Linked DNA regions of Homo sapiens: region 1 is linked to region 2. Evidence: chromatin loops called from intact Hi-C (ENCODE). Cell type or tissue: Caco-2. All regions are shown on one strand. Each heading gives the region's core, and the rest is flanking DNA. Links, peaks and the distances in the headings are about the cores only. Region 1 overlaps DLG2 (discs large MAGUK scaffold protein 2). Region 2 overlaps DLG2 (discs large MAGUK scaffold protein 2).

Evidence for each region. Peaks named below come from ENCODE experiments on the same cell type or tissue, not always from the same donor. Only the 100,000 strongest peaks of a DNase experiment are listed, where the experiment ranks them.
Region 1: it touches region 2 in a loop (3-fold over the local background); 2 of 110 quality-filtered maps call a loop at or near these places.

What each region holds. Positions count from the first base shown.
Region 1 is chr11:85,174,741-85,191,509 of GRCh38, reverse strand. All of the region lies in intron 4 of DLG2 (discs large MAGUK scaffold protein 2), which reads left to right. Among named protein-coding and RNA genes, the nearest start is that of DLG2, 440 kb to the left of the region's middle. In Caco-2, for the core only: a CTCF peak has its summit at 8,601; a DNase peak (open chromatin) is centred at 8,569.
Region 2 is chr11:84,771,573-84,788,341 of GRCh38, reverse strand. All of the region lies in intron 6 of DLG2 (discs large MAGUK scaffold protein 2), which reads left to right. The region is part of intron 3 of LOC124902727 (a long non-coding RNA gene); the gene reads right to left. Among named protein-coding and RNA genes, the nearest start is that of DLG2, 850 kb to the left of the region's middle. In Caco-2, for the core only: a CTCF peak has its summit at 7,453 (motif pointing left); no DNase peak of the experiment used is centred there.

The sequences.
Region 1 (16,769 bases), core at 3,847-11,846, 400 kb before region 2:
AATTTTTTCAAGCTAGCCAGGACTGTTTTCTTCCTTGCATTCCATAGATCTTGAGTTGTGTGGCCAGTGGAACCTGGTGGAGGATGAAGTGGGGGAACAACGTGTGTGTGTGTGTTGGTGGGGGTGTGGTGTGTGGTGGGAGTGAAATCGATTACATAGTTTTGCTTAAAAAAAGTGGTAGAGAGTTTAACTTCTGTTATTTCCTTCCACTACTGGGTCCAAAAAGTCTTAGCAAAGAGTACGGAAAGTTACGATACACCATACGCCATTTTGTTGTTGTTCTTCATTGGGAATATATCCAAACGTGTGTGTGTGTGTGTGTGTGTGTGTGTGTGTGTGTGTGTGTGCGCGCGTGCGCGCGCGCGCATGCATATAGACAAATGATTTCATCACCCAGATTGATTCCATGTCTTTGCTATTGTGAATAGTGCAGCAATGAACATATGAGTGCAGGTGTCTTTTTGGTAGAATGATTTATATTCCTCTGGGTATGTACCCAGTAATGACAGTAACGAGATTGCTGGGTTGAATGGCAGTTTTGTTTTAAGTTCTTTGAGAAATATCCAGAGTACTTTCCACAGTGGCTGAACTAGTTTACATTCCCACCAGAAGTGTATAATTGTCCCTTTTCTTCACAACATCACCAACATCTGTCATTTTCTGAATTTTTAATAATCATTCTGACCAGTGTAAGATGGTATTTCATTGTGGTTTTGATTTGAATTTCTGTAATGATTAGTGATATCAAACATTTTTCTTTTAGGTTTTCTAATTTATGTGCATAGGGGTGTTCATAACAGAGCTTTTGTATTTCTGTGGGGTTGATGTTAATATCACCTTTGTCGTTTCTGATTGTGTTTATTTGGATCTTCTCTTTTTCTTTATTAATCTAGCTAGCAATCTATCAATCTTGTTTATTTTTTCAGAAAACCAACTTTTGGTTTCATTGATTTTTTTCAAATGAATTTTACATCTCAATTTCATTCAGTGTAGCTTATCTTGGTTATTTGCTTTTCTTTTGCTAGCTTTGGAGCTGATTTGCTCTTGTTTTTTTTTCGCTCCTTTAGGGGTGATGTCAGGTTGTTGATTTTAGATCTTCCTAACTTTTCATTGTAGGTGTTCACTGCTGTAAACTTTCCTCTTAACACATCTGTAGTTGTCTTCCAGAGATTCTGGTATGTGATATATCATTTTGACTCAGGAGCTACTTAGTTTAGTCCGAGCTATTCTGACCCTGAGAATGTTTAAACAATGTGTATGATTGTGAATACTTTTAAGAAAACTATACCAGTAATTTGGTTCAAGGAAGTGTTTTGGGAGGTAAATTCTATTAAATCAACTCAATTCTTTTTGTGAAATTTTCTATACTGATTACACATATTTGAGTACCTGAACTATTTATTCATGATCCTTTGCTAGGATGAACAAACTTTCATTTCTGAAGGGTCTAAAGCATTAGAAGTCCTGCCTGAATTAGATTCAGTTTCACAGTAACTTTTATTTATTTACAGCTTTACTGAAGTATAATTTATACATTATAAGATACATCCTCCAGTCAAGGTGGCTCACATCTGTAGTCCTAGCTACTCAGGAAGCTGAGGTGCAAGGATCTCTTGAGCTCAGGAATTTAAGACTACAGTGAGCTATGATCACACTGCTGTACTCCAGTCTGGGTGAGAATGAGACCCTGTCTCTAAGAAAAAAAAAATACATTCATTGTGAGTGTAGTGTTCAACTATGTGGGTTTTCTTGGTTTTATTTTATTTTATTCCAATTATTATAAAGTAAAGATGCCTTTTGGTACATGGGTCTTTGAATTTTAACATATGTAATCATCATTGTAATCAAGATATAAGACAATTTTAATTCCTCAAACCCTCTTTCCTTTTGCTAACTCTCTATAATCACCTTCTCCAACCACATCTAGTCTATGACAACCACTGATCTCTTCCTCATTGCTATAGTTTTGTGTTTTTGAAAAATATGTAAATGGAAGCATACACTATATAATCTTTTGAGACTAGCTTCTTTCACTCAGCATAATGCCATTGAGATACATTCAAGTTGTCGTGTGTATCAATAGTGTGTTGTTTTATATTGCCAAATAGCATTCCATTGAATAGATACAGCATGGTTTGTATAACTATTTGGCCACTGATGGACAAATGTTCTTTCCAGTTTTTAGGTCTCTAGGAATGAATTTTTTTTATTTTTGTTCATCTGGGAATGACTTTATTTTGTTTTCCTTTTTGAAGAATAATTTTCCCGAGGAGGTTTTGGTTGACAGGTTTTGTTTTTGTTTTTAACTTTAAGCACTTTGATATATAATTCCACTGTCTTTTAGCCACCATTCTTTCTTATGGGAAGTCAGCCATTAATCATATTGCTGTTTCTCTGTACTTAATGAGTCATATTTTTTATCTTGCTGCCTTAAAAATTTTCTCTTTTTCTTTCAACAGTTTTTCTGTGATGTATTTAGATGGATATTGCTTTGCATTTTTTCTATTCTGGTTTTGTTCAGTTTCATGGATCTATAGATTAGCAGTTTTTATCAAATTTTAAAAGCTTGGGGCTTATTTTTACTGTCTGTTTCCCAGTGTTTTCACCTTTTGGGACTCCCGTTACTTGTGTTGGTGTGTTTGATGTTGTCCTAGAGGTCTCCAAGGCTCTGTTAATTTTTCTTCATTTTCTCTTTGTTCTTCAGGTTAGATCATTTCTAATCTTCAAGTTTACTGATAATTTCTTCTGACATTTCAGAACTGTTGTTGAGTCTCTCTAGTGAGTTTTAAATTTCAGTTATTAAATGTTATACTTCAGAATTTCCACTTAAATTTTTAAAACAATTGCTTCATTTTTATTGAGATTTTCTGTTAGTTGAGTCATTATAGTCATACTTTAATTTTTTAAAAATGGGCTTTAATTCTTATAATATATTTGTAATATTTGCTTTAAAGTCATTGTTAGGTCTATTGTGTATTCATTAAGAGAGTTTCTGTTGACTGCTTTTCTCTTGAGCATGGATCACGCTTTCATGTTTCTTTGCTTGTCTGTTTTTAAAAAAACTAGACATTTTAGATACCAGATTATAGCAAATCTAGATTCTGCCTCCCACTCTGATGGTTGTTATTGCTTGTGTTTTGTTTGTTTGCAACTTTCCTGCATTCAATCTATGTAATCTCTTTCCCTGCAGGATTTTAATATTTACTTTTGTTTGAAATCCTGGCTTTCTATGGGTCACCCCTATGTCAGCATAGCTTAGTGGTCAGCCAATATTTGGTTAGAGTTTGTGCCTAAATATCTTGAATCAGCAAGGCTTCCACCCTCTACTGATGGATCTGTGTTTGGTTTGGGGATTCCATTCATAGTTCAAGTAGTTTACAAGCCATTGCCAACTTTTACTCTCTTTAGGTCCTCTATTCCCATGTCTCCTCTGCGCTTGTGGATTATATTCAGCCAGGGACACATAGAGAGACTAAGGCCTTCTCTAATCTCTCCTGAACAGTTTTAAGACTTTCCCATCAGCAGGGTGGTGTGAATAGCTTATCAAGGCCCTTTATGGCCGTCTCATTTCGTGGATCTTCCTGTTGAACTACCAATTAGTCTGCTGATGTTTTGCATGCCCCAACCAGCACTACAACCTAAGGTCACTGGAGCCACTGTTTATTCCTTTTGCTTGCCACTGAGACTGTTACTGTTACTGCCAATGCCACTGAGTGTGGATTTTTTTCTCATGTTCCACTCCAAATCAAGCGAGTTCCCTTAGGCTGCAAAGATACTGGTTCTTACTACTTTTCCCATCCTAATAGAACTAGCAAACTGAGCTGGATGGAGTGGAGATGGGAGCATGCCCAGTCAACGCTGACACTAATTTCCACTCTCTTACCTGTAGTTGAGTAGTTTTTCATGAATAAACATTTCTCAATTTGTTGTACACTTTTGGTCATTTCCCAGAGTCCTGAAATTGTTATTTTTAGCAATTTTGTCTAGTTTTTATACTTCCTTTTTTTTCTAATTCGATATATTTTTAATCATGTCTATTATAGTTAGCACTCAAATTAATAACATTAAAAGCAGAATTGGCAGTTCCCTTGTAAGATAAGTCAGTGGGTCCCATCCTAATAGGCAATGAACCGTTAGGTCATGACAGCCATATTTTTATTTGTTCTTTTCTCCCCCTTTGGCTTTTCATATAGGTATTCTGAAGAATTTTTTAAAGTTTTCTAGAGTAATCACCATATTCTCATTCCCTGATGTTTTTCTTCGGTTTATTTTTAGTCAAGGATAATTTTATTATGTAAAGTCTTAGCAATTGCCGGTTTTATTCTATAGATTTCCCCCCTGGGCCAGTGTTTTAGTAATATTCAGTATTGCCACTGAGATGTGATTTCGAGGTTGGTTTTTTGACTGCAAAGATATTACAATGTTCAGTATATCTGTTATCATGTAAATGGATTTTTAAAATGTTGATTATTTCTACCAGTAATATTCAGTGTGGTGTCAGCACATCCAGGGCTTTAATATAAAAATATTCTTTAAGGGGGATACTCTGAGATATACTTTATTTATTCATTATCGATATGGGCTGATTTTGATTTAATTTAAAATGTATATTCTTAACTTACTGTTAATAGGCATTGATTAAAATGATCTAAAGGAGTTTTTAAAATGAAATATATGATGAATTATAACTTGAAACCCGAGCCTGAGAATGGAAAACACATGTTCTAAAAATGGGAGGCTTTTTGAGCTGACTAATGATACACCGCTATGGATTTCAGCATACACAAGTGTCTGGGCAGGCAATTCTCCATGATAGGTCAGGATGTGACAGTAATCCTGGAATTATCACAACATGAATACACTACTACGTATCTATGTTCTGTCTTAAAATAGCCACTTTTAGCTTCCTCATAAACAAACTGTTAAAAGTTCCATAAAGGTAAATTGGGTCATTCTATAAATACAAATCTAAAATTCTCCATTTCTATGTATTTGCCCATTTATTTATTCATTCCACAAAACTTGTATTGAACATTCTTTACATATCTACTTATCAGGCATGAGTTAAAGCTGCTCTGTCCAATATGGTAGCCACTAAAGCTGCATGTGTAAATTGAGATGTTGGATACATATAAAATATGCAACAGATTTCAAAGACTTAGTACTAAAAAAGAAATGTAAAATACTTCATTAATAATTATATATTGATTACATGTAGAAATGGTAATAGTTTGCATATATTGAGTTAAATGAAATATATTATTTAAATTAATTTTGTTTCTTTTTACTTTTTTAATACAGCTACTAGAAAATACAAAATTTTACTATGGCTCACAATTGTGGTTCATATTATGTCTCTATTTAACAGTGCAGGAGATACCAGAGATAAGACATGTGTTCAGAAAATCTACAGTGTAGGCACATGGAAATTCTCAAAAAGTTCATAGTTTAATGTCAAAACAAACTAAAGAAAAAATTTTAGTGACTAACTAAATGATAAAGAAATGAGCTTTGGTATTTTGTTGACATGGATTAAAATCTCTTGGCTGTAACTTAGTATGTGACCTAAATCAAGTGACAAACTCTAGGCCTCAGTTTTCCCTTACCTATGAAATAGAGAAGTGGCGGTAATTATATCTACCTTACATGGCTTTTGTGAAGATTAAATGAAATGATATTTGGGAAGTAGTTAGCAGTCACTAACATACAGATAATGCTTAATATGTAATATATGTGATAATGATTATGTTAATTATGTTGATTTCGATGAGGATGATGGCACTTAGCTGTAAGTATGCAGAGGGTGTTATGAGGACAAAGGTGAGGGACACTTAGCTCAAATGGGTAGACAGTGGAAAGTTATGATTAAGAATCAGCCAAGCAGATAGAAGGGTGGAAAAAAGAGTATTAGTGGCACTGGGAAAAGGTTTTACAAAAATGCATGGAGTCATGAGAGAATCTCACCTTTCCTGCTCTCACAATGAGATACTCTACATGAGCATGGGCAAAGTTCTGTAGAAACTGCAGATGCCATTAGAACATTTAGTCCAAAACAACCAGTTATGCTACTAAAAGAAAAGTGTGCGTGCATAAATTAGTGGAAGACTTCCTAAATATCCAAATTTATTATATAATTCTTTAACCCATATCCTGTCTAATGGGAAGACTTCCAAAATCAGGTAAAGATAACATAATGAATTTGATTGATCAAGTAAGCAAGAGCTTCTTTATAAAGAAAAAGCAGATAGAATAGACATTTTGTTAAGAGAAGAGTAAAAGGGTAAAACATGATTGAGGATGCTATTTTGAAATTGGCTTTTGCACCATTTTCTGCAAACCAAACTGCATCTTGGTGTATCTGTTGCCAAAAAGTAAGCTGAACTGAAAATACAAATGCTCACAATATAAAATCATCCATTGGAAATAAAAGAAAAAGCAGACAAAATAATGAAAACACTTCAATGCTTATAGGTAAGTGCTATTTGGGGGATGTTTTAATAAGCAAATGTTTATTTTAGTTGCTTAGAATATTCTCTTGGATTCTAGATACATAAATTTCAACCCACGTTCCCCAGTTGCCATAACAACTTGATACATTTGTTCTCTTGTGTCATTTTTTATCATATCAGTTTTTTTTTAAATTGGTTGCTATGATAACACAGTATAGTTGTTAAATTTATTCACATTTTGCTCTACTGGAAACTGGTAACTTGCTTTTATTTTTTTTTCCAAAGAAGTTCATATTACAGAAGTGTAACATGAAAAATAGTGGTCTAACTTCTAATACTGTTCAAGTTTATATTAAAATTTTAACTATGTGTATTAATTTATGCCCTAATAGTATTACCTCTGTGACATGGAAGATGGCTAATGATTACCTAATTCCACTCTGAGGGAAGAAACTAACCTTTACTGTACCAAATGAGGGAAATGGGCAGTTCTAATAACAGTTATATCTCCAAGCATGGCTTCAACTAGTCTCACTTGGAGGAAACTGCTTGGTGGTATCAGGAAATAGTCACACCAAAAGCTGCCATTACTGGTTTGCTTATTAACTACCTTGTTTCTCTACAAAATGGGAGCTTATTTATTGCAACGAATGAAACCTTGGCATAATAGAAATTCCTAATCTATGCACACCTGTTCCTAAAAAAAAAAAAAGGAAAATCTCTTTTATAAAAAAAAATCCCCTTGTTTAGAATTACATATTGGAGGATATAAGGCTATGCATAAGTTTGTTTTAATTTATGCAGCTAACTCCTACTGTTTTCTCTATTTTGATTACTTTTAATAGTACTTTCATATTGACTAATTACATCTCTTAAAATTGATCATGCTCTGGTCCCTTCCAGCTCTAAACATAATTATAATCTGAACAAGCTATGTTGAGAGGAATGCCAAGGGTTAAGGGACAAAAGGCAAGGGACTAGGGTCAAAGAAACTTGGTTAAACCCTAATAATTACTGTATAACCCTTGGAAATTATTTATCTGCTGATTCTTAGTTCTCATATATGTAAAACAGAAAGGAAAATAATTAGCCTATAGATTTTTTGGTAGGAATTTAATGAGATAACATATTCAAATAGAGTGCCCAGCACATAATAGATGCTTAAACATCTTAATTGCCTCCTCCTTTTTTATTTTTTCCTTCCATTGAGGGTCAGTGAGAAAGAGTGAGAAGCAAGAAACGGATGGAGTTCCAGCTAAGATAATGAACCTAGAAATAGGGCAGCCTGTTTTCTCAACTAGTGATCTAATATTCAGAGGTAATAGGAGCATGGCTAATTTGGACTTAATTTGGACTGGAGTTGCTGTCCCTGATATCTCAGCCTGCCCATGCAGTAAATGGGGTACAACAGGACCAAGCCATAATATTCTGTGTGTCTTTTATTCCTGTTAGTGTTTATGTTAAAATGGTGGACCTGGACCCAACCACAGCCAAGATTTGATGTAGTAAGATAAATCCCCCTGGCAATGGTTTTGTTGTCATTTCTGAAATCAAATTTTGGCTGTTTTGGGACCTTGGTCACTTAAGTTTTCTTAGCCTCAGTTTGCCATTCATGTGTAGCAAAGTAATAAAAACATATGAGCATCTATAGATGATAACTACTTTGGGGTTTGTTAATTAGCATTAGAGGTAATATATTTTCAACAAATATTTGTTATGAATACTAGATTGTTGTGCTGATGGTGTTGTTAATTAACAATGGTAATGATTAGTCAGAATTTTAGAGCCTTAGCTAAAGTTGCCTGGGAATCAGGGCAGACTACTGTTCCAGCAGAAAAACAAAGAGGGATTTAGGTGCCCAAAGCTGATTCCATTCATACTGGATCACGTACTTCAGACAGTAAGGTAAATGCTATCCTCAACCACAGGTAAATATAAGAATGCTAATATTCTGCTAAGCTTGGTCAGGACTGGCTCCAGAAATTGAGAATGTTTTGCCTCCAGAATGAAGAAACAAGTGTCTTAGGAAGGCTGGAACTGACAAAGTTACTGTGATCTTGTTCTTTCTCTGTGCCTAAAGCACTCTTGAGTAATAAGCCGGAGCATTCTGGGAGATGCATCGACTCTGTCAGGCCACTAGGGTGTCATTTAGAATTTCTCTGCTGGAACAATGGAGTCATATAAATCTCAACCCACATTATCTAGTTGCCATGGTAACTTGTTGCACTTGGTTTCAAGTGTCTTTTGTGCCTCCCCTTTTTTTTCTTTTTGTTTTTAATCACCAGGATTTTTACTTTGCTAGTAATTTCCTAAATGTTGTTTTGTGGCTTCCTACCCTTCTATCTCCCAGCTAAATTTCTGAATATGTTGCTGGGGAGTGATTTCCACTTTAGAATAATAGCTGAATGTGTGTGTTCACACAGGCGTGCCCATAAGTCTACCCCACCCCATTTCTCTTTCTCTTTCTTTTCTCCCACACTTGCTCACACACACAGACAAATAATTATGTTAGAAAACTGATACATTTCTAAAGCCTTTCATTGCTTTTTAAAAAGCAGTTTGTGTTTCTTAAATAAAAATTATAATGTAAGTGGTTCAATTCTAGAACAACTAACTGATTTAGTATTTCCTTGCCAATTAAAATGTGTCAGGCTGAATAAAGAATATAATTCTTATTTCATTCTTTTTCTCCACTTGATCACTTTAACATGTTTAGATTGTGAAGAGAAGTGTGTTTCAGTGTAAAGAACACAAGGACAACTTGGTCTTACATTCAGACTCCATCATGTCTTAGCTATGCAACCTCAGGCAAGTTACTTAACTACTCTAAGCCTCATGTTAAAATGGGTTGACAGTTCCCTCGTAAGATATTTGTGAAGAATGAATTGGGATAACATAGGCAGAGTACTTGGAATAAATAGGTCCTACACTAGGTCCTAGGACATTAGAGACAAAACATTAATTCCATCACATCTAACCCCAACTACCAAAATGTATTCAAAAAATAAAAACTATTTATTTCTCACTCATTAGATGAATGTGTACTTTCTTCATCACCATACAAATTTCCACATCACAAAGATGAGGCAAATTTGAAAAATACAAAAGCAGAATGCTATGCAGTCTCCTTGCCTGGATGTTCACAATATAAATAATTGACAGTGAAGAGAGCATTTCCTGGAAGCCTGTAAGGGACGATGATCTCCTGCTACATTCAGTTAGGATCTTTTATCTAGGATGAAGCCTGGTTGAAAATATCGAGCTAATAGAGAAGATATTTAGAAATTATTTTATCTACTGGAAAACAATATTCATCACCACAACAAAATTCTCCTTTCATGTAGAAAGTGGCTGTGCTACAAGTACACTCTTAATACAAATGTGTTTAATCAGAAGCAAAATGAATACAGGAAAACAGCACTAGGCATGCAGGCAAGGGTTACTGCCTATTTGTGAGTGCAACTATTGGTAGTGTTGACAGGGAAAAAATAACAAGGGAACGGAAACAAAATTAAATTTTAAAAGGAGAACTGCAATTATATGACATGACACCTGCTTTCTAAAAGTATTGGGCTTTTCAGAGAGTAAGTCATAGAAAATTAAAAAGGAAAGAGATCACAGGGAAAATTCTTAAAAAAAACTCCATCTCCAATTCATAGTAACTTAAAAATATCTATTTTCTAATTTAATTGTACATTGTAAAATAACTAAAAGGGTGTAAGTGGATTGTTTGTAACACAAAGGATAAATGCTTGAGGTGATGGATTGATTCTCCCTCTATGTATATACACACATATATATACACATATATACACATATATATACACATATACATATACGTATACATATACATATACATATATATGGAGAGAAGGAGATATTCAAGCAACAGGAAGAGGAAGCCTGAAAGAAGAGAGAAATTATTTCTTCTTTAGTGCTAGTAAAATGGAAGTGCTAGGTGAATAAAAATTATTGAATAATATTCAATACTTTCATATTCTTGAAGAATATTAAATAATAAACAATTGATAAATTTGTTGATTAAATAAGATTTCTATGAATAATTAAAAAATTGTCTATTTGATTATAATTCAGAAACAGAATGGATTTTGGAATCCTGTCAAACCAAATTAGAATACTGGCTCTACCTTTTGGTAGCTGTGTAATTTTGGGCAAGTAATTCATGTCAGAAACCTCAGTTTCTTTATCCAAGACAGAAAAACTGAGTTCCAGTCTGGGTTCATCTATGAAAGTCTATGTAAACTTGGACAAGTCTCTGCTTTTGTGGATCTTTTCCCCTGATGTATAAGTGAGAGATTTAGTCTGTAGGTGGCAATCTCCATAAGTACATTTGCAGCTCTGACATTCCTGGGCTCTATGTTCTATTTAATGCTGATATTTAACTGCATTTCTACAGCTGAAGCTTTTATTTTCAGGTTTCTTTTGAAGCCACAATTGAGGTTGGATTCCAAAATCACATCCTGAAACTAACACAAAAGGGCAGCTTGTTAGGATTTTCTCGTTGCTGAATCTTTTTATTAAGTATGCAGTTTATTTGTCCCTAGGATCTGAGCTTGTGATAGTAAGATAACACAACATCGTTGGTTCTGTAGCTTCCACTCAACTTTAGTTAATGAAAGGACTTTGTGGTTTGCCCTCTCTCCCTTGATCATTAATGTGCCAGGCACTGTACAAGGCTCATTAAAAAAAGTTTAACAAAATGACATACAGTTATGCACTGTAGAAAATACAGAAATATATAAAGAACAGAATAAATGTCACCTATTATCACAAGATTCAGAAGTAATTACAACTGTTCTCTGGTGGATTTCTCAGTATGTATATGTGCTTATGTGTGTGTGTGTTTAATCAAACTTTGGATGGTATTAGTATATATTCTTTTATAACATACTTTTTCACTTAAAATAATCCTGCTGGCATTTTGACATCCATAAAGCTTCTTCTAGAGTATAATATTTAATAATACATAACTTTTGATCATATGACTATATTGAGTCTTAGCAGAATAGAATGGTCACAAAGGTTAAACTCTGGAATAAGCCTACCTGGTGTAAATCACAGCCACCTACTAGCTGTGTGTCCTTGGACAATTTGCTAAAATTCTTTAAATCTCAATATGCTTATCCATAATAATGGTGCACTAATAGTATAAACTTCATAGGCTATTGTGATGACTCAGTGAGTTAATCTTTGTAAAGCACTTGCAGAATAGGAAGTATTAACTACCGTTATTAACATTTATGTTGTTCAGTTTGCTACCTATCTTAAATAGATAGGTTTAGTTCATTTGTATTATTGTGGGTCCTAATGTCTTTAGACTTATTCCGCCATTTAAGGACATTGTTCATTGACCATCCTTTTCCTTTCTCCTTCACCCACCCATTTGTACCTCCTGTTGTACTGAAAATTTTTCTATGTTTTCTTCTTATTTTTTCCTCTGCTGGTTGGAAACATCTGATTGTCTTCTGTTCTTTAATTGGTTATCTTTTTGGCATACATAATAATCTATATATTATTCTAAGAAATCTAAAGTTATATTTATCTTTCTCAAATATGACAAGGACCTTGATGGATTTTAATAACTCATTGAATACTCCAGTCTCTCATATCCATACAATACTTCATATTTGACTTATGATATATTTTATTTATTTATTTGCTCACTATTTATCTTTGTACTTAGATATTCCTCTGAGTTTATTTTTCTTTTTGCTGAAGTACGTCCTTTAGTAATTATTGTTGTGAGGATATTTATTGTTAAATTATCTTAATATTTGTATGCTTGCACTCTCCCTTTTGCATGATAATTTAGCTGGCTATAAGCTTATAGGACAGCAATTATTTTCTCATGGCACTGTGAGCATATGTTCTATTACTTTTGGTTTCTCTGCTTAATTAAGCTGTTTTTCTGTAGATTGTTTCCTATTGTAGATCCTAAGATTTCCTTTTTATTCCTGCTGATTTTCAGTTTTACTCTTGTGTGTCTGAGTGCATATTTAATTTTATGTATGTACACTGCCTCTTAGAAAGCTTTTTCTATCGGTGGACTCATCTCTTTTTGAAATCCTGGAAAATTCTCAGCTGTATTTATTCAAATATTGCTTTTTCAGCGTTCTCTTCATCCTCCTTTCATGATACTCTGAGAAGATGTATATTGGACCCTCTCAATCTATTCTTCATGCTTTTGTACAGCTCTTTATCTATTTTAGATCTCAGCATTTTAGTGTTGTGTTCTGAGGGGATTTCTTGTGCTATCTTCCAATTTTTCTGCATATGTTTAGTCTATGGTTTATAATATCTATTAATTTTTGTTGCAATGACTATTTTTTATTCCATTTTTAATGGCTCTTTGTTATATCTGTCTTGTTCTACCTCTTGTTCCCTCTCTTCCTGTTTTCCAACATAATTTGTTTGGCTTTTAAAAAATTGACTTTGTATTTTCTTCTATCTCTGAGCATTCTGTTTATTGAAGATCTTTTTCATTCCTTTTATTATATTCATATTGGACATATTTACATTCTGATTACTAATTTTGCTATAGTTTTAGTATAATACTTTCTTCAAACAGTTTGGATTTTTGGATCTGTAGCTTTCTTTTAAAAACTATTTATTTATAAATAATCTAAAACAAAGAAAAGTTACAAAAATAGTAAAAAATAACCTGTATAACTTTTACTCAGATTCTCCAAAATTAACATTTACTATATTTGTGTTATTCTCTTTAGGCATAAACACATGCATACTTTTTTGGGGGTGTGGTTAAAGAGCAATTTGCCTTTTTTCCCTGAATACTTCACTGTGTATTTTCTAAAACCAAGTATATTCTTTTGTATAACCAAGGTACAATGATCAAAATTAGGAATTTAGCATTGGTCTAAATATTGTCTATTCTTATAGATCTTATTAAAATTGTATTAAATGTTCCACTAAATGTCTTTATTATAAAAAAAATTTGCTGGTCCAGGCTCTGATCTAGTGTTATACATTGCATTTAGTTTTCATGTCTTTTTAGTCATCTTCAATGAAGAATATTTCTCAGTCTACCTTTGTCTTTCAAGACCTTGAATTTATTTTTTTCCCCAAATATAAGACATTTATTTTGTAAAATAGCCTTTAATTTTTTTTCTGCTATTTCCTTATGATTAAATTCAAGTTATATATTTTTGGCAGAAGTACTACAAAAGGGATATATCCTTCTCATTACATGATTTGAGAAGGTATTTAAAATATATATTTGTTAAATTACTGATTATGCATTGTTCACTTGGTTAAGGTAGCTTCCAGATTATCTACTGTAAAGTTACTATTTTCTTTTAGTAGTTAATAAGAATCTCATAAGAGACACTATTTCTTTTCTTCAACATTTAAGTTCTGGGGTATATATGTAGGATGTGTAGGTTTGTTCCATAGGTAAAAGTGTGCCATGGTGGTTTGCTGCACAGGTCAACCCATCACCTAGGTATCAAGCCCAGCATCCATTAGCTTTTCTTCCTGATGCTCTCCCTCACTCTGCCACCCACTGTAAGGCCCCAGTGTGTGTTGTTCCCCTGCATGTGTCCATGTGTTCTCATCATTCAGCTCCCACTTATAAGTGAGAACATGTGGTATTTGGTTTTCTGTTCCTGTGTTAGTTTGCTGAGGATAACAGATTCCAACTCTACCCATGTCCCTGCAAAGGACATGATCTTGTTTCTTTTTATGGCTGCATAGTATTCCCTGGTATGTATGTATGTGTGTGTGTGTGTGTGTGTGTATATGTATATATATATATATATAAATACATATACATACACACCACATTTTCTTTATTCAGTCTATCATGGAGCAGTATTTCGGCTGTTTCCATGTCTTTGCTATTGTGAATAGTGCTGCAGTGAACATACATGTGCATGTTATCTCTATAATAGAATGATTTATATTCCTTTGGGTATATACTCAGTAATGGGATTGCTGGGTCAAATGGCATTTATGCTTCTAGATCTTTGAGGAATTGCTGCACTGTCTTCCACAATGGTTGAACAATTTTATACTCCCACCCACAGTGTAAAGTATCCCTTTTTCTCCACAACCAAGCCAGCATCTGTTGTTTCTTGACTTTAATAATCGCCATTCTGACTGGCATGAAATGGTATATCATTGTGGTTTTGATTCTCATTTCTTTAATGATCAGTGATGTTGGGCTTTTTTTCATATATTTGTTGGCTGCATGAATGCCTTCTTTTGAGAAGTGTCTGCTCATGTCCTTTGCCTACTTTTTAATTGAGTTGTTTTTTCTTGTAAATTTGTTTAAATTCCATGTAAACTCTAGATATTAGACCTTCGTCAGATGGATAGTTTGCAAAAATTTTCTCCCATTTGTAGGTTGTCTGTTCACTCTGATGATAGTTTCTTTTGTTGCACAGAGGCTGTTTAGTTAAATTAGATCCCATTTGTCAATTTTTGCTTTTGTTGCAATTGCTTTTGGCATTTTTATTATGAAATCTTTGCCAGTGCCTATGTCCTAAATGGTACTATCTAGATTTTCTTCTAGGGTTTTCATAGTTTTGAGTTTTATATTTAGATCATTAATCCATCTTGAGTTAAATTTGTATATTGTGTAAGGAAATGGTCCAGTTTCAATTTTTCACATTTGGCTAGCCAGTTCTCCTAGCACCATTTGTTAAATAGGGAAACCTTTCCCCATTGCTTGTTTTTATCAGGTTTGTCGAAGGTCAGATGGTTGCAGATGTGCCGTCTTATTTCTGAGTTCTCTATTCTGTTCCATTGCTCTAGGTGTCTTCTTTTTTACAGGTACCATGCTGTTTTGGTTGTTGTAGCCCTGTAGTATAGTTTGAAGTCAGGTAGTCTGATGTCTCCAGCTTTGTTCTTTTTGCGTAGGATTGTGTTGGTTATCCAGGCTCCTTTTTGGTTCCACATGAATTTTAAAACAGTTACTTCTAATTCTGTGAAGAATGTCAATAGTAGTTTAATGGGAATAGCATTGAATCTATAAGTTACTTTGGGCAGTATGGCCATTTTCACGATATTGATTCTTCCTCTCCATGAGCATGGAATGTTTTTTCATTTGTTTTTGTCCTCTCTGATTTCCTTGAGCAGTGATTTACAGTTCTCCTTGAAGAAGCTCTTCACTTCATTTGTTAGCTATATTCCTAAGTATTTTATTCCCTTTGTGACAATTGTGAATGGGAATTCATTCATGATTTGGCTCTCTGCTTGCCTATTGTTAGTGTATAGGAATGCTAGTGATTTTTGCGTATTGATTTTGTATGCTGGGACTTTGCTGAAGTTGCTTATCAGCTTAAGATACTTTTGGGTGGTGACGGCAGAGTTTTCTAGATATAGAATTATGTCATCTGCAAAGAAAGATAATTTGACTTTCTCTCTTCCTATTTGATTATTCTTTATTTCCTTCTGTTGCCTGTTTGCCCTGGCCAGAACTTCTAATATTACATTGAATAGGAGTGGTGAGAGAGGGCATCCTTGTCTTGTGCCAGTTTTCAAGGGTTCTGCTTCCAGCTTTTGCCCATTCAGTGTGATATTGGCTGGGGGTTTGTCATGTATTGCTCTTATGTTGAGGTATGTTCCTTTAATATCTAGTTTATACAGAGTTTTTAACATAAAAGGATGTTGAATGTTATTGAAGACTTTTTTGGTGTCTATTGAGAAAATCACGTGGTTTCTTTAGTTCTGTTTATGTGATGAATCACATTTATTGATTTGCATATGTTGAACCAACCTTGCATCCTAGGGATGAAGCCAACTGTCGGGTCATGGTAGATAAGCTTTTTGATGTGTTGCTGTATTCAGTTTGCCAGTATTTTATTGAGGATTTTTGCATCGATGTTCATCAGGAATATTGGCCTGAAGTTTTCTTTTTTTGTTGTATCTCCATCAGGTTTTGGCATTAGGATGATGCTAGCCTCATAAAATGTGTTAGGGAGGAGTCTTTCCTTTCATTTGTTTGGAATAGTTTCATTAGAAATGGTACCAGATTTTCTTTGTACCTCTGGTAGAATTCAGCTGTAAATTTATCTGGTCCTGGGCTTTTTTTGGTTGCTAGGCTATTTATTCCTTCCTCAATTTCAGAACTTGTTATTGGTCTATTCAGGGCTTTAATTTTTGCCCTGGTTCTGTCTTGGGAGAATGTATGTGTCCAGGAATTTATCAATTTCTTCTAGATTTTCTAGTTGATGTGCATAGAGGTGTTTATTATAGTTTTCTCTTGGTTGTTTGTATTTCTATGGGGTCAGCGGTGATATCCCCCTTATCATTTCTGAGTGTGTCTATTTTACTGCCCTC
Region 2 (16,769 bases), core at 3,052-11,051:
AAGTAATGTGCCTCATGTTGAATATAGGTCGTAGTACTTACATAGGAGGCTCTTGCTTTCTGACCCTCTCTCAGCAGAGAAAGTGAGAAGTGTAATGGGGAAAGACCCCCATTATTTGTGACTGATTTTGTTTTACTATTTTTGTTTTTACCTGCTGGCTACTTTGTCCTTTATCTGGATGTGTCTTGTGGAGATTGATGTGGTTTCTTCTTCTTCTTTTTTTTTTTTTTTTTTTTTTTTTGAGACATATTCACACTCTGTCACCCAGGCTGGAATGCAGTGGCTCAGTCTCAGCTCATTCAACCTCTACCTCCCTGGTTCAACTGATTCTTATGCCTCAGTCTCCCAAGTAACTGGGACTACAGGCATGCACCATCACACCCAGCTAATTTTTTTTTTTTTGTAAGTAGAGACAGGGTTTCACCATATTGGCCAGGCTGGTCTTGAACTCCTAGCCTCAAGTGATCCACCTGTCTCGGCCTCCCAAAGTGCTGGGATTACAGGCATGAGCCACTGTGCCAGGTCAGTTTCTCCCTTCTTCACATTCCCACATAATTTTGTATGAACCACTAGTTTAATGGATGTTCTGCAATTTATCTTCCAGTGGTGAGGGCCTTCAAGTATTTGTGAATGTACTATGATGTGCAGGAACTCAGATAGAAATTGGACACAGAAAAATAAATTAGGCATATATTCTTTAGACACAAGGCTCAGAATATTATAGAGGAAATACACATATAGGTGCATAATTGCCATACTAAGTGAGGTGGTAGAGATATATATTGGGTAAAGAGGTGGAACAGAGGGAATAAGCATTTATTTCTTCCTCATAGTAGAGATGGAGTAGAGAGAGGGATTTCAGAAAAACTTTGTAGTGGAGCTATGAGAGTTTAGAAAGAATAAATTAATTATTTAGAGAAGGAAAGGCCTTCTGTGCATAGGGAACAGCATTTGCAAAGGCACAGAGGCACAGGACAAGTAATTGGATTTGGCTAGAGTAGGACATGAGTTAAAAAGACAGAATTCAAACCATAGGAATCTGGAGCACGCCAGGTCAGACACTAAGCAGAAGAAAAGAGAACAATGGAGTCTTATGGAGAAGCAATAGAAAGTACAGAAGCCCCCTAATGGAAAACTTACCAGAGACACTTGCCAAGAGTCAATCTAGAAAAAGGACATGGCTCTACTCCTGGGGTACTGGGGCATGAGTGAATGTGGGTCACATTTAAGGCAGCCTGATAATGCCTGCTGCAAAAAAGTCATTGTTTCTCCTGTGTTGGTTCTTTGAGTCTCATTAGTGAACATCTCAGTGCACAGACACTCTAATTAGATTGGTTTGGGTTCCTAGATTAGATCTGAATTTTTACAAATGTTTCTTCCCACCAAAGCCATTACTCTTCAAAAGCCGGAGCAGTGCACAGACTTACTTCAGAGAATTTTCCTGGCCCCCGGGACCCTAATTAAAGGAAGGTCTAGACAAAGAGGAGAGCTTTGCCTATCTTTCTGAACATAGGGTGGTGGTGTCACAGAGCGATTTTTACTGCCAGTTAACTTTGTGTCTATGGTAGTTCTTTTGAGGATTTTCTGCAACTGTCTGCCCTATTGCTGCTGCAATGGAAATATTCAATTGAGGCAGCTCTTATCAATGGGTGGAATGCTTCAGAAGAGATTGGTTATGGCTCATTGGAGCTTTATTCAGATCTTACAGGAAGAAGGCCTAACAATGGAATTGATGTTTTTTGGGGGAAGCCAGTGTTTACATGAGTGGACGGAAGGCGGAACAGAGAAATAGGGAGCTCAGTGCTCTATCTTAGAAGCTTGTTATAAAAGTGATCAGTCATCCTGTAGTTTCTAGTAGTTCTTTCTAGCTGTATTTAGCTATTAACTTCTGGAATGTCCTAGCTTGGAATTGATAATTTTGTGGCTTTCAGAATTTCTACGTTTTCTTATAATAAAACCAAATGGTTAGTTCTATATATCTGTGGTTTATGATACTTCATTATTTTCCATATGGTCAGGATAGACCAACTATCTTCTTATGAGTGTTCAAGTGAGTAGTTGGTTTTATTATTCTAATTTTTCAGGTACAAAATTGAGGGCTTAGGGTAGTTACAGTTTATATCACTTGTTCTATAGGCAACTGGGGGAGCTGGGATAAAAACCAAACTTCTTCTATGACTAATGTTAAGTAAAATTTGAATAAGTTCAGAATGAATCATGATGATGATATATTTTATCTTTAAGAATATTTCCTAGTTTTGTCCACTTAAAAGAGCTAGAAGTAATGATAGCATAGTAGATATGAACATCTGTAGTGTTTCCAGTGTGGTTTCCAAATACCATTTCCTAATAAAAGGTAACAGATCTTCTTGGGAAAAAAAATGATTTTCAAGAAAAAGACTTATTCTAGGTCTTAGGTAGGAAAATGACAAGATGGAACTGAAATATTTTGTTATGTCAGAAAGCAATTAACCTATCCACCAAGATATGGAGTGTCATCATAAAAGGACTCGAAAGCCTACCAGCTTCCACTGGTCAAAATAAGGCAATCTGAGCATCAATAAAGATAATAATTATAATGGGTTAAAACATAATAAAAATGTTTAGATCCATGATTTCATAAAGATATTATTTAAAAATCACCTGATTACTAGATTTGGAAATACTAGGGAACCTATTTTTTGTTTTGAAAACGAATCAATAGGAAGAATAAAACATTTACCTTGTTGGTTCTATACAATTTCAAATTCAAGGTTACCAAATAAGTGAAATGAAATTTCTCTTTATAGTGGTCTTGTACCTAATCAATTATGAAGGAATAATAGAATATCACCATTTTAAATTACTAGATCTGCAAAATATTTGTCCATGGTTACAACATCATAAAAAGACAATTAGACATCATGTGACTTCTAATGGAAGTATACCTAACAACTCATGAGGAGTCTTGCGTAAAATATTGCTCCTCAGTTTGATCAAATCTAGATTTAACTTCCAATTCATGGGAGATATAGGGAACCATAACATAAGATAATATGATCAGAAAAAAATTATACTGTCAGAAGCACTACAGGAGAATTTTTTTTTATTTAAAAAAAGCATATTTTTAAACAAATACATTGCAAGAGGAGAGTGATAGAATGAGGAGATCCTGTAGATTAAAAGAAACGTAAGAGACATGCAAACCATATATAGCCTTGTTTTGCAGCCTGATCTGAACAAACTTTTTTTCTCATCATACATTTATTTATTTATTTTTAAATTGACACAAAATTGTATGTATTTATGTGAACCATGCGATGTTTTAAAGTATACATACATCGTAGAATGATTAAATCTAGCTAATTAACATATGCATTACCTCACATAGTTATCATTTCTGTGATGAGAATACTTTACACCAACTCTCTTGGCTTTTTTCAAAAATACAATGTATTATTAACTATAGTCAACATGTTGTACAAGAGATCTGTTGAAATTTACTCCTCCTATCTGAAATTTTTTATACTTTGACCAACATCTCCCCAACGGCCACCACATCACCCCAGTCTCTAGTAACCACCAGTCTACTCTCTATTTATATAAGATCATTTTTTTGAGCAAGCTTTTTTTTTAAATTGGAAAACCAAGAAATGTTGAATCTTCATTAACTATTTCATGATTTTAAAGAATTTTTGTTGGTACTAGAGTTATTTTTAAAAGCAAGAGTCTTTATATGTAGATCTTCTTAAAATATTTACAGATGAAGTGAAATGATGTCTGATTTTGCTTCAAAATAATCTGAGGGAGTGGTTAGGAGTATAGATGACATAAAGTTGGTTGCAAGTTGATCATTATTGAAGATGAATGAGGAGGTACACAGTCTTATTTTAATGTATTTGAAATTTTCCTTAATACAAAGAATGAGAGAGGACCCAGATATTTCTGACTCCACGGACAATGTTCTTATTTTATGTTCTATACTCTTGTTTAATTTATTTATTTATTTATTTATTTATTTATTTATTTATTTATTTATTTTGAGGTGGAGTTTCGCTCTTGTTGCCCAGGCTGAAATGCAATGGTGCAATCTCGGCTCACTGAAACCTCCACCACCCGGGATCAAGCAATTATGCCTCAGCCTCCTGAGTAGCTGGGATTACAGGTGCCTGCCACCATGCTCAGCTAAGCTTTTTTTTTTTTTTTTTTTTTTTTTTTTGCATTTTTAGTAGAGATGGGGTTTCACTATATTGGCCAGGCTGGTCTTGAACTCCTGACCTCAGGCGATCCACCCGCCTCAGCCTCCCAAAGTGCTGGGATTATAGGTGTGAGCCACTGTGCCCAGCCTATACCCTTATTTTTAATAAGCTCATTGTTAAGGGTTACCAGACAAAATAAGAATTACAAGCACCCATGCTAGAAAACTCCATTTGCTTCCCAACTCCCTTAGCCATAGCTTATACCTAAGCAGATTTTATATGATGGGAGCTTAACATATATGTTTACTGAGCTAAATAATAGCTATATAGGTGAAACATACAGATACCAATAATTATTTGACATGTTGAACATGTATGGAGGAAAAACTCTGAAACAGGAATCAAAAACCTTTAATTCTGACTCTAGATCAGTTGCATTAGAGTTGAGACATTTTAGGCTTCTCTGAGTTTGAGTAGGAATAGTAATTACCTTTATAGATCTTTTGAGAGGCTCCAGTGAAATATTGTATGTAAACATCTCTACTAAAGCTATAGTGTTATATCAGTGTAAGATACTCTTATTGATTAGTACAAAATTTAGATGCCATGAGACCGCAGAGAAGGAAATGATTCTCACAAACTTTGGAGCTCTGAAGATTTCATGGATGAGCAAGTACATAAGTTGAACCTTGGAGAACAGAAAATGCTTAGTCTGGCAGAAAGGATGCTACAGAAAGAGAACACAGAAAGATCAAGGATTCAGAGTAGGAATGAATTTAGCATTTAAGGGGCACAGGGTGATGGAGTCAGACAGTGTCAGAACTGAAAGGGATCTTAGAAATTGTCCAGAACAAATACTTTATTTAAGTGTTGAGAAAACTAAGGCCGTGATAGGATAAGTGTTTTACCCAGGATGAAAATAGCTAGTAAGTGACTGAGCCAACGACTTCAAATCACATCATTTTTCCTCCTATGAAAGCTTCCTCTTAGTAGTAAAATTTAGACTACTAGAGCTGAGGATGTAAGATTGATTAAGCAGGGTGAGATCAATTGATTTTTTTTAAGTCTTTGACTGTTAGATTTTAGATATTATCTCTTATGTAATTGAGAGTCTTGGTAGATTTTAAGCAAGAGAGTTATAGGAAGAAGCAGTGGGTTGAGAATAATGTGCTTCATACATAGGAAGGACTAAAGGTTGAAACAGCAAGATGCTACACGATGCTACTGCAGTTTCTCATATGTGAGGATGAGGACTGCCAGAAAGGTACGCTGATGCTGGTGGGATAGAGAAAAAGAGTGACACTCTTAAGAGGAAAATTAAAAGTGATCAATGACAGATCCAAAATAACTATATAGGACCATGTAGGACTGTAAGTGTATTCATATATTATAAAATTTTGCAAAGAAGAGTGTAAAGAAGATATGTTTTTTATGATAGAGCCATCCCTATCCCACTCCTCCATGTAATAGATATTTCACAAACAGTGAGAAACCTGAGATTCAGAGAGAAGAGTTGATTTATTCAAGTTCTCATAGGTGGCAAATGATTGAGTCAAAACTCAAGTCTAGTGCCATTTCCACAACCTAGGATTTCTTAACCCGGGATTCATAGATCTTCCAGGAGTTAATGACTAAGCTTCAGTTATTCACTAAGCCCTATAGAGATATACGCAAATATTTTGAATTACTCATTTTAATGTGTGTGTGTGTGTGTGTGTGTGTGTGGTAGGGGTAGTTAGTGGGAAAGAGAATGTGTGTATGTAGGTGGGTGGGTAGGAAGCCAGTGGGAAAGAATGTTCATAACTTTTACTAAATCCTCAAAGTTATCTTTGATTCCCCAAAACTTAAAAACTTAAAGGTACCTAGTGATATATTTAAAGCAATATTATTTTGGATAAATATTTAATCAAGTTATATTTCTCTCCTCTCAAAAGTTTGTCTTTCCCATCTAATCCACCCCGGATAGTATCTTGGAGTGTGGGGAAGTTTACATGTCTTTATAATGGGAGTAAACACCTGGGCTACATGTGTGTGTCTGTTACCCGTGGGGTTTTGCAGGTATCCATGGAAGTGTTTCTTGTCTTGATTTCCAAGAATCATACTGATATTGTCAAGTGAAGATTGTGGCTGCTAATGGTATTCCAAGCATCTTCTTTTGGCATGGCTAGAGATCGATGACTTGGCTCTATCTTGATTCCTATTTGGGCTTCAATTCTGCTTCTTGCATCCTAGGTCTGTCCTCCATCCAGCCTCTGTCTTAGACCCTGCCCTCTGCCATCTCTGTTGTATATCACTATAGAAGCTGCATGGGTAGGCTTGGAATCTCTCGACTACTAAAAGTTGTTCAGCACTGAGGACATGGAAATATCTTGTTTCCTTCCATACTACATGGCTGCAAAGAGTAATTTTGGGGTGACATCTCTGGTCCACTCTAAACATGAATATTCTTTAAAATCATTTTTGTCTCAACTATAACTACTGCGGTTGTCAGAGGGTCTCAGTCTTCAATTTGTGTCTCCTAAAGAGGAGCAATAACATTTCATAAGATTGTGGTAATAAGAAGTAGTATGTTTATAAATGTCTTAGAATACTTTCTGGCACTTAAAGGACAATTTCTATTATTATTATTATATTATTATTTTATTATCATGTATTAGGTCGTTTTCCTCTTAGTATTCTTGATGCTACCACAAAGCTTGAAACAGAATAGAAACTTAGTAAATATTTGATTAATGAATGAAATCAACTCAGGGAGGAGGTCCTATGTGGTGCTAAAATAACAGCAAAAAGCAATCAGAAAACCCTTAACTAACTTCTCAGTTTACCTACAGGTATTCCAGAAAATATATGTTTGGTATGTCAAAACTACTAAAATATCTGTGTTTCAAATTATATTCTCCAGAAGTATATACTGTCTGAAGAAACTAGATAGTTTCTGAATGTTTTCTACAAACTATTTGTTTACTTTGTGACACTAACTTACATTCAAAAGATACCTTGTTTTGTATTTTTATATTCTGTGCTCCATCCACATTTGGTAGTTCCAAACTTAGATTGAAATTACTTAGAAAGTATACACACACACACACACACACACACACACACATTAAGTTATGATGAACTTTTGGCAGACAATGAAGTCTTGTCGCTTTTTTTTTTTTTTTTTGTACAATCCTGGAGTAAAGCACTTCACAATTCATAGCTTGACTCTATCCTTTATGTTCCTTGCTTTTAGCTACTCAGCCGTTCTAAACAACTGAGCAGTTGCCATCTAGTGGGAAAAAACTATAATGGCATAAAGGAAGCTGAATTCAAAACAATCATTAAGATGAATATACCTGGAAGAAGGAAGTTAAATCCATCCACAAATTTTGCGATAATAGTATCATTTGTTACTAAATGTGTATATTGGAGCTATAGGGAAATATCTGAATTTTAAAAATGTTTTCAATTCAATGTAAGAGAAAATTATAACCACAATAAGATGTCACCACATACCTATTAGAATGATACAACAACAACAATAACAAATGACAGTACCAAATGTGGATAAGGATGTTAGGCAATCAGAATTCACACACACTGCTGATGAGAATGAAAAAATGTTACAGCCACTCAGGAAAACAGTTTGGCAGTTTCTTATAAAGTTAAACATAAACTTACCATAAATCCAGCAATCTGAGAAATATATCTTTGTTCCAGTTCTTACAGGAAATGTTTTCAACTTTTTCCTATTCAGTGTGATGTTTCCTGTGTGTATATTATATATGGCCTATATTTTTTTGAGGTATGTTGCTTCTATGTATAGTTTTTTAATTTTTTTATCATGAAGTCATGCTGAATTTTATTAAATGCTTTTTCTTTGTCTATTGAGATGATCATATCGTTTTTGTCTTAATTTTATGTGATGTATCATATTTATTAATTTGAGAATATTGAGCCATCTTTGCATCCCTAGCATAAAAACCATTTGATCATGGTGTATAATCTTTTTGATGTGATGTTGGATTGGGTTTGCTAGTAATGAACAAAGATTTTTGCATCTTTGTTCATTAGGAAAATTGGTTTATAATTTTCTATTTTTGTTGTGTCCTTGCCTCGTTTTGGTATCAGGATGATACTGGCATGGTAGAATGTATTAGGAAGAATTTTCTCTTCTTTGATTTGAACGATTTTAGGAGGATTGGTATTAGTTCTTCTTTGTATATCTGGTAGAATTTGGTTGTGAATATCACAATCTGGTCCTGGTCCTGGTCCTGGGCTTTTTTTTTTGTTGAGAGATTGTTTTGTTATTGATCCTATCTTATTATTGATCTGTTCAGATTTTCTATTTCTTCCTGGCTCAATACGGGGAGGTTGTACATTTCCAGAAATTTATCCATTTCCTCTAAGTTTTCTATTTTATGAGCATGTAGTTGTTCATAATAGTCTCTGATGAACTTTCATGTTTCTGTGGCATTAATTTTAATGTCTCCTTTTTCATTTCTGATTTTGTTTATTTGGTTATTCTCTCCTCTTGGTTAGTCTAGCTAGAAGTTTATCAGTTTTGCCTCTCTCCTATTTAACATAGCACTGGAAGTCCTAGCCAGAACGATCAGGCAAGAGAAAGAAAGAAAAGGCATCCAAATTGGAAAGGAGGAAGTCAAGTTATTCCTGTTTGCTGATGATATGATCTTGTATTTAGAAAAAACTAATGACTCCACAAAAAAACTCCTAGATTTGATAAGTGAATTTAGTAAAGTTGTAGGATATAAAATCAATGTATAAAAATAAGTAGCATTTGTAGAAACCAAAAGATCTAGCAGATAAAGAAATAAAGAAAGCAGTATTATTTACAATAGCAACAAAAAAAGAGTACCTGAGAATAAATTTCACAAAAAAAGTTATATTAGGGTTCTCCAGAGGGACCGAACTAATAGGATATGTGTGTGTGTATATATACATATATATGTGTGTGTGTGTGTGTGTGCGCACATATATATATATGAGAAAGGGAATTTATTAAGGAGAATTACTCACACAATCACAACGTGAAGTCCCACAGTAGGCCATCTGCAAGTTGAGGGGCAAGGAAGCCAGTAGTGGCTCAGTCTGAGTCCCAAAACCTCAAAAGTAGGGAAGCCGACAGTGCAGGCTTTCATCAGTGGCTGAAGGCCTGAGAGCCCCTGGCAAACCACTGGCGTAGGTTCAAGAGTCCAAAAACCAAAGAACTTGGAGTCTGATGTTCAAGAGCAGGAAGCATCCCTCACAGGAGAAATAGAAAGGCGGGAAGACTCAGCAAGTCAGCTTCTTTCACCTTCTTCTGCCTGCTTTCTCTAGCCATGCTGATAGTTGATTGGATGGTGCTCACACATAATGGGAGTGGGTCTTCTTGAGGGTGAGTCTTCCTCTCTCAGTTCACTGACTCAAATGTTAATCTCTTCTGGCAACACCCAGATACATCCAAAAACAATAATTTCCCTCCTTCAATCCAATCAGCTTGACACAATATTAACCATCACAGAAGGTGAAAGATGTCTACAAGGAAAACTACAAAACAATGATGAAATAAATTGTAGATAACACAAATAAAAAATCTCATTCTCACGGACTGGAAGAATTAATATTGTTAACATGACTATACTGCTCAAAGCAATCTACAGATTCAATGCATTTTTTATCAAAATACCAACAATTTTGCACAGAATTAGAAAAAGCAATTTAAAAATTTTATGGAATCAAAAATGAACCAGAAGACTCAAAACGTCTTAAGCAAGAAGAACAAAACTGAGAGAATCACATTACCTGATTTTATATTCCAAGGCTATAATAATCAAACCAGCATGATACTGGTATAAAAATAAAAAGACACATGGATCAATAGAACAGAATAGAGAATCCAGAAATGAAGCCACATAACTACAACCAACTGATCTTTGATAGACCTGACAAGAACATACATTGGGAAAAGGATACTCTTTTCAATAAATGGTACTGGGAAAATCGGATTACCATATGCAGATGAATGAAATTGGATCCATATCTCTGGCCGTATACCAAAATCAACTCAAGATGGATTAAAGACGTAAACATAAGACCTGAAACTATAAAAATGCTAGAAGAATACCTAGGGAAAACTCTTCTGGATATCGGTCTAGGCAAAGAATTTATGACTAACTCCTGAAAAGCACAGGCAACAAAACCAAAAATAGACAAATGGGGCTTAATTAAACTAAAAATCTTCTGCACAGCAAAGGAAATAATTGACAGAGTGAACAGACAGCCTGCAAAATGGGAGCAAATATTTATAAACTATTCATCCAACAGGGAACTAATATTCAGAATTTACAAGGAACTCAAACAACTGAACAAAATCAACAAATAATCCCATTAAAAAGTGGGCAAAGGACATGAATAGACATTTTTCAAAAGAAGACATACAACTGGTATATGAAATAATGCTCAACGTCACTTATCAAGAAAAGCAAATTAAAACCACAGTGAGATATCTTACCCCAGTCAGAATGGCTGTTTTTAAAGAAACAAAATAAATAAATAAATAAATAAAATAACAAATGTTGGTGAGGATGCAAATAAAAGGGAACTCTTATACACTGTTAGTGGGAGCGTAAATTAGTCCAACCTCTATGGAAAACAGTATGGAGTTTTCTCAAAAAAATCTAAAAAACAGCTACTATTAGATACAGCAATCCCACTCTAAGCTATCTGCTCAGAGGAGAAGAAATCAATATATCAAAAAGATACCTACACTGTTACGTTTATCACAGCACTATTCACAATAGCAAAGATACAGAATAAACATAAGCATCCATCAGTGGATGACTGGGTAAAGAAAACGTATATATATATATATATATATATATATATATATATATATATATACACACACACATATACATACACACACAATGGATACTATTTAGACAGCAAAAAGAATGAAATTACATCTTTTGCAGCAACATGGATGGAACTGGAGGTCATTAAGTGAAACACAGAAAGTCAAACACAGAAAGTCAAATATTGCATGTTCTCACTCATAAATGGGTGCTTAAAAAAGTGTACATACGGACATACAGAGTGAAATGACAGACACCCAAGACTCGCAAAGGTGAGGAAGTGAGAGAGCTGGATGATAAGAAATTACTTAATGGGTACAATGTATGTTATTTGAGTGATGGATACCCTAAAAGCCCTGACTTGAGCACTATAACAATCTATGCTTATAACAAAATTACACTTCTACCCAGTAATTTATACAAATAAAAAAGAAAAATATATCTTTGCACAATATATTTTAATAATACTTATAGCAGATTTATCCCTAATCTTCTATAGCTGGAAAGATACCAAATGTCCATCAGGTAATTAATGGATAAAGTGTGGTATATCCATATAATGGAATACCCCTCTGCAATATAAGCAAATGAAATATTGGTATACATGACAACATGGATGACTCTCAAATGGATTATGTTAACTCAAACCAGACTCAAAATACTATATATTATATCGTTTTCACTAATATGCCATTATGGAAATTAGAAAACTTTTTGGACAGAAATCAGATCAGTGGTTGCCAGGACATATGGATTGGGAGAGGCTATGAATTATAAACATACATAAAAGAACTTTTGGGATGAGGTAAATGTTCTATCTCGATTGCCTGTAGCAGTGATTACATGAGTAGAAATGTTAATCAAACATCACAGGCCAGGCAAAGTGGCTTATGCCTGTAATCCCATTATTTTAGAGGCCAAGGCTGGGGGATTGCTAGAGCCCAGGAGTTCAAGACCAGCCTGGGCAACATAAGGAGACCCTGTCAGTACAAAAAAATGTTTTAAAAAATTAGCCAGGCATGGTCGTGTGTGCCTGTGGCCCCAGCTACTTAGGATTAGGTGGAAGGATTAATTAAGCCCAGAAGATCAAGACTGCAGTGAGCTGTGATCACACAACTGCACTCCAGCCTAGGAAACAGACCAATAACTTGCCTCAAACAACAACAACAAAAAGTGATAGAATTGTACATGCCTAAAAAGGTGTACCTCAATAAACAAAAAGGAGGGGATAAAATACTTAATAGGTTAAATAATCAGGCATATTTGATCACCAATATTTGAAAAACATAAGAAATATCAGTTATCAGAAATTACAGTATTATAAGCCCAGCAATAAGATATTGAAACAAACAAAAGAGCTCTTCGCACATACATCCAACAGAAGTTTTAAATGGACTCACTCCTTTCCTAATTCCTTTTTAAAATAATTTTAACTTTTATTTTAGATTCTGCGGGTACATGGGCAAGCTTGTTACATGAGTATACTGTGTGAGGTTTATGGTACAATTAATTATGTTACCCAAAGAGCAAGCATAGTACCCAATAGTTAGTTTTTCAACCTTGCCCCTTGCTGTACCATCCCCCTCCAGTAGTACCCAGTGTCTATTGTTGCCATGTATAACTCCCACTTAGAAGTGAGAACATGTGGTATTTAGCTTTCATTTTCTGTTAATTTGTCTAAAATTATGACCTTCAGCTGCATCCATGTTGCTGCAAAGAACATGATTTCACTTTTTTTATGGCTGCCTGGTATTTCATGGTGTATATGTACCCCATTTTCTTTATCCAGTCCGGCATTGATGGACACTTAAGTTTATTCCATGTTTTTGCTATTGTGAATAGTGCTGCAATGAACACACATGTGTCTTTTTGGTAGGATGATTTATTTTCTCTTGGATATATACCCACTAATGCGACTGCTGGGTTGAATAGTAGTTCTGTATTAAGTTCTTTCAGACATCTCCTAACTGCTTTCCACAGTGGCTGGACTAATTTACATTCCCACCAAAGGTGTACAAGCATTCCCTTTTCTCCACAAGCTCATCAACATCTGTTGATTTTTACTTTTTAATAATAGCCATTCTGATGGGTATGAGATGGTATCTCATTGTGGTTTTGATGTGCATTTTCGTGGTGATTAGTGATGAGCATTTTTTCATGTTTGTTGGCTGCTTGTATGTATTCTTTTGAGAAGTGTCTATTCATGTCCTTTTCTCATTTTTTAATGAGGTTATTAGCTTTTCGTTGGTTGAATTAAGTTTCTTATAGATTCTGGATATTAGACCTTTGTTAGATGCATAGTTTGTGAATATTTTCTACAATATGTAGGTTGCCTCTTTACTCTGTTGGTAGTTTCTTTTGCTGTGCAAAAGATCTTTAGTTTAATTGGATCCCATTTGTCAATTTTTCTTTTTATTGCGGTTGCTTTTGAGGATGTAGTCATAAATTCTTTCCCAAGGGTGATTTCCAAAATGGTGCTTCCTATGTTTTATTTAGGATTCTTAGAGTTTAAGGTCTTACATTTAAATCAATCTTGAGTTAATTTTTGTACATGATGAAAAGTAGGGGTCCAGGTTTATTCTTCTGCATATGGATAGCAAGTATCTCAGCACCATTTATTGACTAGAAAGTCCTCTCTCCATTGCTTATTTTTGTTGACTTTGTCAAGAGCAGGTGGCTGTAGTTGTGCAGCTTTATTTCTGCGTTCTCGGCCCCATTGGTCTATGTTTCTGTTTTTGTACCAGTGCCATACTGTTTTGGTTAATGTAGCCTTACAGTATAGTTTGAAGTCAGGTGATGCAATGCTTTAAGCTTTGTTCTTTTTGCTTAGGATTATTTTGGCTATTTGGACTTTTTGTTGTGTTGTTCCATATGGATTTTAGAATAGTCTTTTTTTAATTCTGGGAAAAAGAATGTTGGTCGTTTGATAGAAATAGCATTGAATCTATAGACCACTTTAGGCAGTATGGCCATTTTAATGATATTGATTCTTCCAATCTATGAGCATTGAAGATTATTCCATTCGTTTTTGTCATCTGTTGTTTTTTTATTTATTTTTTTGCAGTATTTTGTAGTTCTTCTGTAGAAGTCTTTTACCTCCTTGCTTGAATGTATTCCTAGGTATTTTATTTATTTTTGGCTATTGTAAATAGGATTGCATTCTTGATTTGGTTCTCAGCTTGAACTTTATTGGTATTTACAAATTCTACTGAATTTTTTACATTGATTTTGTGTCCTGAAAGTTTACTGAAGTCTTTTATCAGTTCCAAGAGTCTTTTATTGAAATCTTTAGGGTATTCCTGGGATAAAATTATATCATCAGCGAAGAGAGAGAGTTTGACTTCTTTTCCTATTTGGTTGCCTTTTATTTCTTTCTCTTGTCTGATTACTCTGGCTACAACTTACAATATTATCTTTAATAGGACTGGTGAGAGTGGGCATCCTTGTCTTGTTCCCCTTCTCAAGGGGAATGCTTCTAGCTTATGCCCACTTAGTATGATGTTGGCTGTGGGTTTGTCATAGAAGGCTTTTATTATTTTGAGGTATGTTCCTTTAATAACTAGTTTGTTGAGGGTCATTATTATGAAGGGATGTTGAAATTTACTGAAATCTTTTTCCACCTGTATTGAGATGATATGGTTTTTGTTTTTAATTCTGTTTATGTGAATCACATTTATTGATTTTCGTATTATTTGCATGGGTTTGCATATGTGGAACCAACTTTGCATCCCAGGAATAAAACCTACTTGATCGTGGTGGTTTAGCTTTTTGCTGTGCTGCTGGATTCAGTTTGCTAGCATTTGGTGGAGAATTTTTGCATCTGTGTTCATCAGGGATATTGGCCTGAAGTTTACTTTCTTCATTGTGTCTCTGCCAGGTTTTGGTAGCAGGATGATGCTGGCCTCATAGAATGAGTTAGGGAGGAGTCTCTTCTTGAAATCTTGGAATAATTCCAGTAGAATTGTGCTAGTTGTGTTTTATATGTCTGGTAGAATTCAGCTGTGAATTCTTCTCCAGGGCTATTTCTGGTTGGTAGGATTGTATTACTGATTCAGTTCTGAAACTCATTATTGGTCTGTTCAGGATTTCATTTTATTCCTGGTTCACTCTTGGGAGGTTGTATGTTTCCAAGAATTTATCCATTTCCTTTAGATTTTCTAGTTTTTGTTCATGGAGGTGTTCATAATGGTTTCTGGAGAGCTTTTGCATTTCTGTGGGATATGTTGTAATAGCACTTTTTTAGTTTCTTATTTGGATCTTCACTCTTTTTCTTTTTTATTCTAGCTAGTGGTTTATTGATCTTATTTATCCCTTCAAATAACCAAGTTTTGGTTTTGTTGATTCTTTGTGTGGATTTTGGGTTATCAATGTCATTCACTTCTGATCTTTAGTTATTTTTTTCTTCTTTTAGCTTTGGGGATAGTTTATTCTCATTTTTCTAGTTTTTCTTGGTGTGATATTAGGTCATTAACTTTAGATCTTTATAATATTTGATGTAGGACTTTAGTACTGTAAACTTTCCTCTTACCGCTGCTTTTGCAGCATCCCAGAGATTTTGGTATGTTGTGTCTCAGCTTTTATTTATTTCAAAGAATTTTTTTATTTCTGCCTTAATTTCATTATTCAACCAAAAGTCATTCAGGAGTGACTTGTTTAATTTCCATGTAATTGTGTGGTCTTGAGAGTTCGTCTTGGTATTGGTTTCTTTTTTTATCTCACTGTGGTCCAAGAGTATAGTTAGTATGATTTTGATTTTTAAAAATGTATTTAGACTTGTTTTGTGGCCAAGTGTGTGGCCAATCTTGGAGTATGTTCCATGTGCAGATGAGAAGAATGTATATTCTGTGGTTGATGAGTGGATTATTCTGTAGATGTCTATTAGATCCAGCTTGTCAAGTGTCAAATTTATGTCCAGAATTTACTTGATACTATTCTGCCTCAATGATCTATCTAATGCTGTCAGTGGTGTGTTGAAATCCTACCTATTATTCTGCAGATGTCTAAGTATTTTCACAGGTCTAGAAGTGCATGTTTTATGAATCTGGGTGCTCCAATGCTGAGTGCATATATATTTAGGATAGTTAGCATATATATTGAGGATAGTTAAGTCTTCTGGTTGAATTGAACCTTTATCATTACGTAATGCCCTTCTTTTTTTTTTGGTTTTTGTTGTCGTTTTTATTGTTGTTGGTTTAAAGTCTGTTTTATCTGATATAAGAATAGCAATTCCTTTTCCTTTTTGTTTTCCATTTGCATGACAGATCTTTCTCCAACTCTTTGATTGAGCCTATGGGGGTCATTACATGTGAAAGATGCCCTTCAAGACTGCAGATGGTATATTATTTTTGGGTGTAGCTATTGTCAATGGGATTGTGTTTTTGATTTGGCTCTTAGCTTCAATGTTATTTGTGTTTAGAAATGCTACTGCTTTTTGTACATTGATTTTTTATCCTGATGGGTCTTTTTTTTTAACCCAACTTGGAATTCTGTGCATTTTACGTGAGGCATTTAGAGCATTTACATTTATGGTTGATATAGATACATGAGGTTTTGATCCTGTCATAAAGTTGTTAGCTGGTTATTTTCTAGTTTCCATGTGTGGTTGTTGTATAGGGTCTGTGTGCCATATATTTTGGTGTGTCTTTGTGATAGCAGGTATAGTTCTCTCATTTCTGTTTATAAAACTCCCTTAGGATTTTTATTAGGCCATTATTGTGTTGCCACAAAGGAATACCTGAGGCTGGGTAATTTATAA